Regions from separate parts of the Homo sapiens genome. Here region 2 is linked to region 1. A link is an interaction called in ENCODE POLR2A ChIA-PET data of the cell type or tissue named here. Cell type or tissue: GM12878. All regions are shown on one strand. Links, peaks and the distances in the headings refer to the core of each region. The heading gives the core; the rest is flanking DNA.

The links. Peaks named below come from ENCODE experiments on the same cell type or tissue, not always from the same donor. Only the 100,000 strongest peaks of a DNase experiment are listed, where the experiment ranks them.
Region 2: POLR2A ChIA-PET joins it to region 1 with 13 read pairs; 3 of 35 experiments call an interaction of 5 or more read pairs at or near these places.

What each region holds. Positions count from the first base shown.
Region 1 is chr19:34,193,711-34,196,629 of GRCh38, forward strand. LSM14A (LSM14A mRNA processing body assembly factor) reads left to right here. Exons shown (of 10, transcript NM_015578.4): 2 at 768-931. Among named protein-coding and RNA genes, the nearest start is that of LSM14A, 23 kb to the left of the region's middle. In GM12878, for the core only: no CTCF peak of the experiment used is centred there; no DNase peak of the experiment used is centred there; H3K27ac peaks cover 183 bases.
Region 2 is chr19:34,371,765-34,374,683 of GRCh38, forward strand. All of the region lies in intron 4 of GPI (glucose-6-phosphate isomerase), which reads left to right. Among named protein-coding and RNA genes, the nearest start is that of GPI, 8.0 kb to the left of the region's middle. In GM12878, for the core only: no CTCF peak of the experiment used is centred there; no DNase peak of the experiment used is centred there.

The sequences.
Region 1 (2,919 bases), core at 121-2,620:
CTCAGCAAGGTAAATGTTATTAATACCTTCATTGCTCTCTGTGTCCCAAAGGTCAATACCCAAACTTTGAGATTTTGTAGACTGGAGGAATCTTTGTCTCCCACTCCTTCCCCAAGAAAGACATGGGTTGCTAATTTTTATTTTGTCGAATGAGGACATTAAAAATAAGTTAACCGTGAGCCAGGCACAGTGGCTTAGGCCTTTCATCCCAGCACATTGAGAGGCTAAAGCAGGAAGATCACTTGAGGCCAGGAGTTCAAGACCAGCCTGTGCAAAATAGCAAGACCTCATCTCTACTAAAAAATAAAAAAAGTTAGCTGGGCTTAGTGGCACATGCCTGTGGTCCCAGCTACGTGGGAGGTTGAGATAGAAGGATCGCCTGAGCCCGGGAAGCTGAGGCTGCAGGAAGCCATGACCACACCACTGCACTCCAGCCTAGGGGACAGAGACCCAGTCTCATCAATAAATAAATAATGAAAGGACATTTTAACACCCCACTACAACCACTAAAGATACAAATAAATAAAAATATAAGAGGAACACAACCTCATAATACAGATAGTCTTTTATATTGCATATATTTAACTTCGGGCAAAAGCCACTCTATTTTCCTCTTTAAAAAAACTTTTTTAGCTATAGATTAATGAATACTTTCTCAGACATTTCAGAACTACTGCTTAGTACTTGAAATACAACATTTAGAATCTGGGGTACTACCTGAATGTGATGAGTAGTCACACATCTCATATCCTTTGTTTTCTTGCCAGTTCGATCCTTTGGTACAGAAGACAGACCGACAGATCGTCCAATACCACCTCGAGATGAAGTCTTTGAATACATTATATTCCGTGGGAGTGACATTAAAGACCTTACTGTTTGTGAGCCACCAAAACCACAGTGTTCTTTGCCTCAAGACCCAGCTATTGTTCAGGTAACTGATGGTAAATTTGTCTTGGAGTACAGGTAAACTCCGCACAGGGTTAGCCTTGGCTTTTTTCTCTCTAGTTGAATGTTCATGTAGCTTATCATTTCCAAGTTACTGGGATACCTGAAATTACTGGATAATGTTCTCATCTAGGTTTTTCTCTTTGTATCATAAATTAGAACTAAGGTAAGAAACAGCTGAGGAATTTATTATGAAATATTTTCTAATTTCAACAACAATTACCATAGCTAACATTGAAGGCTACTCTGTAGAAGTGCTGTGCATATAAGATACCCTCTGAGGTTGGTACTATAATTATTCTCACTTTTAACAAGTGAGGAAGTTCAGATGGAGCCACAATTTGAACAGATCCAGGCAGCCTGCTTCAGAATCTAGGATCCGTGCTACCATGCTATTGAGATATGGTTTATATTGCAAACCAAGGCAATAACAGCTACTCTTAGGTAAGATTATTAGGCTTAATGGGGAAAAAAAAGCAAAATCACATTGTTCTGCATATGTTATAATATGCAGTGTTGGTTTTTGTTTTGTTTTTCTTTTTCTTTTTTTTTTTTTTTGACAGAGTCGTTGGAGTACAGTGGCGTGAACTCGGCTCACTACAACCTCCGCCTCCCAGGTTCAAGTGATTCTTCTGCCTCAGCCTCCTGAGTAGCTGGGATTACAGGCATGCACCACCACACCCGGCTAATTCTTGTATTTTTAGTAGAGATGAGGTTTCACCATGTTGGCCAGCCTGGTCTCAAACTACTGACCTCAGGTGATCCGCCCACCTCAGCCTCCCAAAGTGCTGGGATTACAGGCATGAGCCACTGTGCCTGGCCTGCAATGTTATATAATAAGAAAACACAAACATCAATGTATTTTAACATATTTAGATCAGCTCTTAAATCTCCCAATTTAAGCTTTTTAATAAGGAATTGTAAATTTTGTTGCAGCATAAGCTGGAGAAATTCTCTACTCTCATCTACCCCTACCCTTGTTAAGTCTTATTTTGGTGAAAGGAAGCCTGAAGTGGAAATGTGAATCTCTTTAAATGGAGAAGGAAGAGACACATTCTTAATAGAGATAGCTCCCTACACCAAACACTGGAGTTACCTTACTGTCTCTTTTATATGGCTTTTGATAATTCTCCAGGAAACCAGTTATTTGAGTAATCGGTTTTATGGAAGGAGAAAAACTAAGAGAGCGCATATGAAAATGGTGTTGAATAACTTCTTCCAATCATCATAAACTTCTACTTGATCTCCTTATTCATTCATTCAGTAGTATTTACAGAGTATCTGGCATGTGCTTAACACTAGTGGTGAACACACAGAAAAGGTCCTGCCATCAGTGAGTGTATGTCCTGGTAGCCTTTAATACACTTCATGTTTATATTATGAAACAGTTTATAGTAAGATAATATATGAAGTATACATGTATTAATATATGTTATATATTTTATATGCTTTAGGTTTAAGTTAAAGTTTTTATAAAATGTTCCTCAGCTTAATGTAACTATAAGTAAAAATGTAAATGGTTTTATGTGGGATATGTTTGTTTCTACGTCTGTGAATTTAATAGTAGGCCTCAAATGATTGAAAATAAGAGTAAAATCATACGTGAGATTTATATCAACATCAGACTAAAACTCATTATTACTAAGTGTGATTTTTCTCATATTTTTCTTTAAGCAAAGTTACTTTACTTAAGTAACTTTAATTCTTTCCTCAATCTATAAAACTCTTAATTCAAATGGGGAGTTTATTGTAGAAAAAAGTATTTGTAAGTCACATTGAGTATAATTGGCACATTATAGACAGATACTGAAATCAAAAGGTTGTTTGGCTATTTTAATATTAAGTGCATATTGTAATTCATTTTATATCTAGTAGTTATAATTTAATAGTTTTCTTAAAAGTAAAAATCTGGAATTTTTTTTTTCGTTATATACATGTTGCTTAGAGCTTGGAAACATAACTCATGATTTTCCT
Region 2 (2,919 bases), core at 279-2,778, 180 kb after region 1:
GAATCACTTGAACCCCAGAGGTGGAGGTTGCAGTGAGCCAAGATCACGCCACTGCACTCCAGCTTGGGCAACAGAGTGAGACTTTGTCTCAAAAAGAAAAAAAAAAAGACACATTTTTCCTCTGGGATGCTTCATTATAACAAACCTTTGACAGTCGGGAAAGGAGACTTGCTTTTTTTTTTTTGAGACAGAGTCTTACTCTGTTGCCCAGGCTGGAGTGCAATGGCGAGTTCTCGGCTCACTGCAACCTCCGCCTCCCAGGTTCAAGCAATTCTCCTGCCTCAGCCTCCTGAGTAGCTGGGATTACAGGCATCCGCCACCACACCCAGCTAATTTTTGTATTTTTAGTAGAGATGAGGTTTCACCATGTTGGTCAGGCTGGTCTCGAACTCCTGACCTCAGGTGATCCACCCACCTTGGCCTCCCAGAGTCCTGGGATTACAGGCATGAGCCACCACACCCAGCCAAGACTTGCTTTTTCTAACCTCTTTTGTCACACGCCTGTGAGGGAGGGTTGAGAAGTTGAACAACTTATTTTATTTCTTTCTGTATTGATGGAAATTTTCCCATGGCAGTTTATTTAAAGAAAAAGTAGGGCCAGGCACAGTTGCTCACATCTGTAATCCCAGCACTTTGGGAGGCAGAGGCAAGAGGATTGCTTGAGGCCAGGAGTATAATACCAGCCTGGGCAACATAACAAGACCCTGCCTTTAACAAAAATTTAAAAATTAGCCAGCTGTGGTGGTGTGTACCTATAGTCCTGGCTGCTTAGGAGGCTGAGGCGGGAGAATTGCTTGAGCCCAGGAATTTGAAGCTGCAGTGAGCTATGATCATACTCCTACATTCCAGGTCGAGCAACAGAGCGAGACCCTGTCGTTAAAACAAAACTAAAAAATACCCAGCAAGGTGCAGTGGCTCTTGTATAATCCCAGCATTTTGGAAGGGTGAATCGGATCACTGCAGGCCAGGAGTTCAAGACTAGCTTGGGCAACCTAGACCCTGTCTCTTTTTTGTTTGTTTGTTTTTTGAGACAGAGTCTCTCTCTTTCACCCAGGCTGGAGTGCAATGGCCTGATCTCGGTTCACTGCAACCTCCGCCTCCCAGGTTCAAGCGATTCTCCTGCCTCAGCCTCCCGAGTAGCTGGGATTACAGGTACCTGCCACCACACCCAGCTAATTTTTGTGTTTTTAGTAGAGATGGAGTTTCACCATGTTGGCTAGGCTGGTCTCGAACTCCTGACTTCATAATCTGTCCACCTCAGCCTCCCAAAGTGCTGGGATTATAGGCGTGAGCCACCGTGCCCAGCCTATTTTTTTTTTTTAATTAAAAAATAATTTATAGTCTGGGTGCTGTGGCTCACACCTGTAGTCCTAGCACTTTGGGAGGCCGAGGTGGGCGGATCACTTCAGGTCAGGAGTTTGAGACCAGCCTGGCCTACATGGCAAAACCCGTCTCTACTAAAAATACAAACAAAATTAGCCAGGAGTAGTGGCAGGCGCCCATAATTCCAGCTACTCAGGAGACTGAGGCAGCAGTATCATTTGAACCCATGAGGTGGAGGTTACTGAGAGCTGAGATGGCGCCACTGCACTCCAGCCTGGGTGACAGAGCGAGACTCTGTCTCAAAAAAAAAAAAAAAATTTATAACTGGGCATGGTGGTGCATGCCGGTAGTCCCAGTTACTTGGGAGGCTGAGGCAGGAGAATCGCTTGAACCCGGGAGGTGGAGGTTTCAGTAAGCTGAGATAGCACCACTGCATGCCAGCCTGGGTGACAGAGCAAGATTCCATCTCCAAAAAAAAAAAAAAAAAAATTAAAAGAAAATTGCTGGATCTTATTAGTGTATAGTAATTTTTTATTGATGTGTGGGAAATTATTCCAAAATTTAGCAACTAGAAGCAACAATCACCGTCTCTTTATGTGGGGAATTTGCAGTGGCTGTGTTTGGTGTAGTGGCTCTGATATTCTAAGGTTGCAGTCAAGATGTTGGCTAAGGATGTGGTCATTTGAAGGCTTCATGGGGGTTGGAGGGTCTGCTTTGAAGATGGCTCACTAGCAGTGCTGCCTTTGGGAGGCACAGACAGTTCGAGTGTCCTCATGACAAGGCAGCTTATTTCTCCCAGAGTGAGTGATCCAATAGAGAGTAAGGCAGATGCCTGGAGGTCTTTTGTGACCTAATATCAGGATTCACATTCTTTCTTTTTTTTATTTTTATTTTTTTGAGACAGAGTTTCACTCTTGTCACCCAGGCCAGAGTACAATGGCGTGATCTTGGCTCACTGCAACCTCCGGTCCCCGGCTCAAGCGATTCTCCTGCCTTAGCCTCCTGAGTAGCTGGGATTACAGGTGCCCGCCACCATGCCCGCCTTTTTTTTTTTTTTTTTTTTTTTAAATTTTTTTAGTAGAGATGGGGTTTCACCATTTTGGCCAGGCTGGTCTTGAACTCCTGATCTCAAGTGATCCGCCTGCCTTGCCCTCCCAAAATGCTGGGATTACAGGGTGAACCACCACGCCCGGCTACACTCTTTGATTTCTATAATACCCCGTTGGTGTTACAGATCAGCTCTGGTCATCATGGGAAGGGACTGCATCAGTGGGTTAATGCCAGGAGACAAGGACCACTGGTCACCATCTTAGAAGGTGGGGGACTATCATAGTCCCGCTTCTGGCGCCTAGTGATTGATTTTGTTCCTTCCACACACAGATACCCCACTCACTTTCTCCTAAGTCCATATTCTGTTACAGTATTAGAAGTCTGTTAGAAGTCTAGAACCTCATTTTGTCAAGTACAGGTGTAGTAGTACCTGCATTTCCTTTAGTACAGTTCCTTTCAATCTGAAGACATGAGAATTTAAAGAGACAAATTACCCCTCACACACCCAGCATACAATGGTGAGGTGGGCATGGGATGACTGGTATG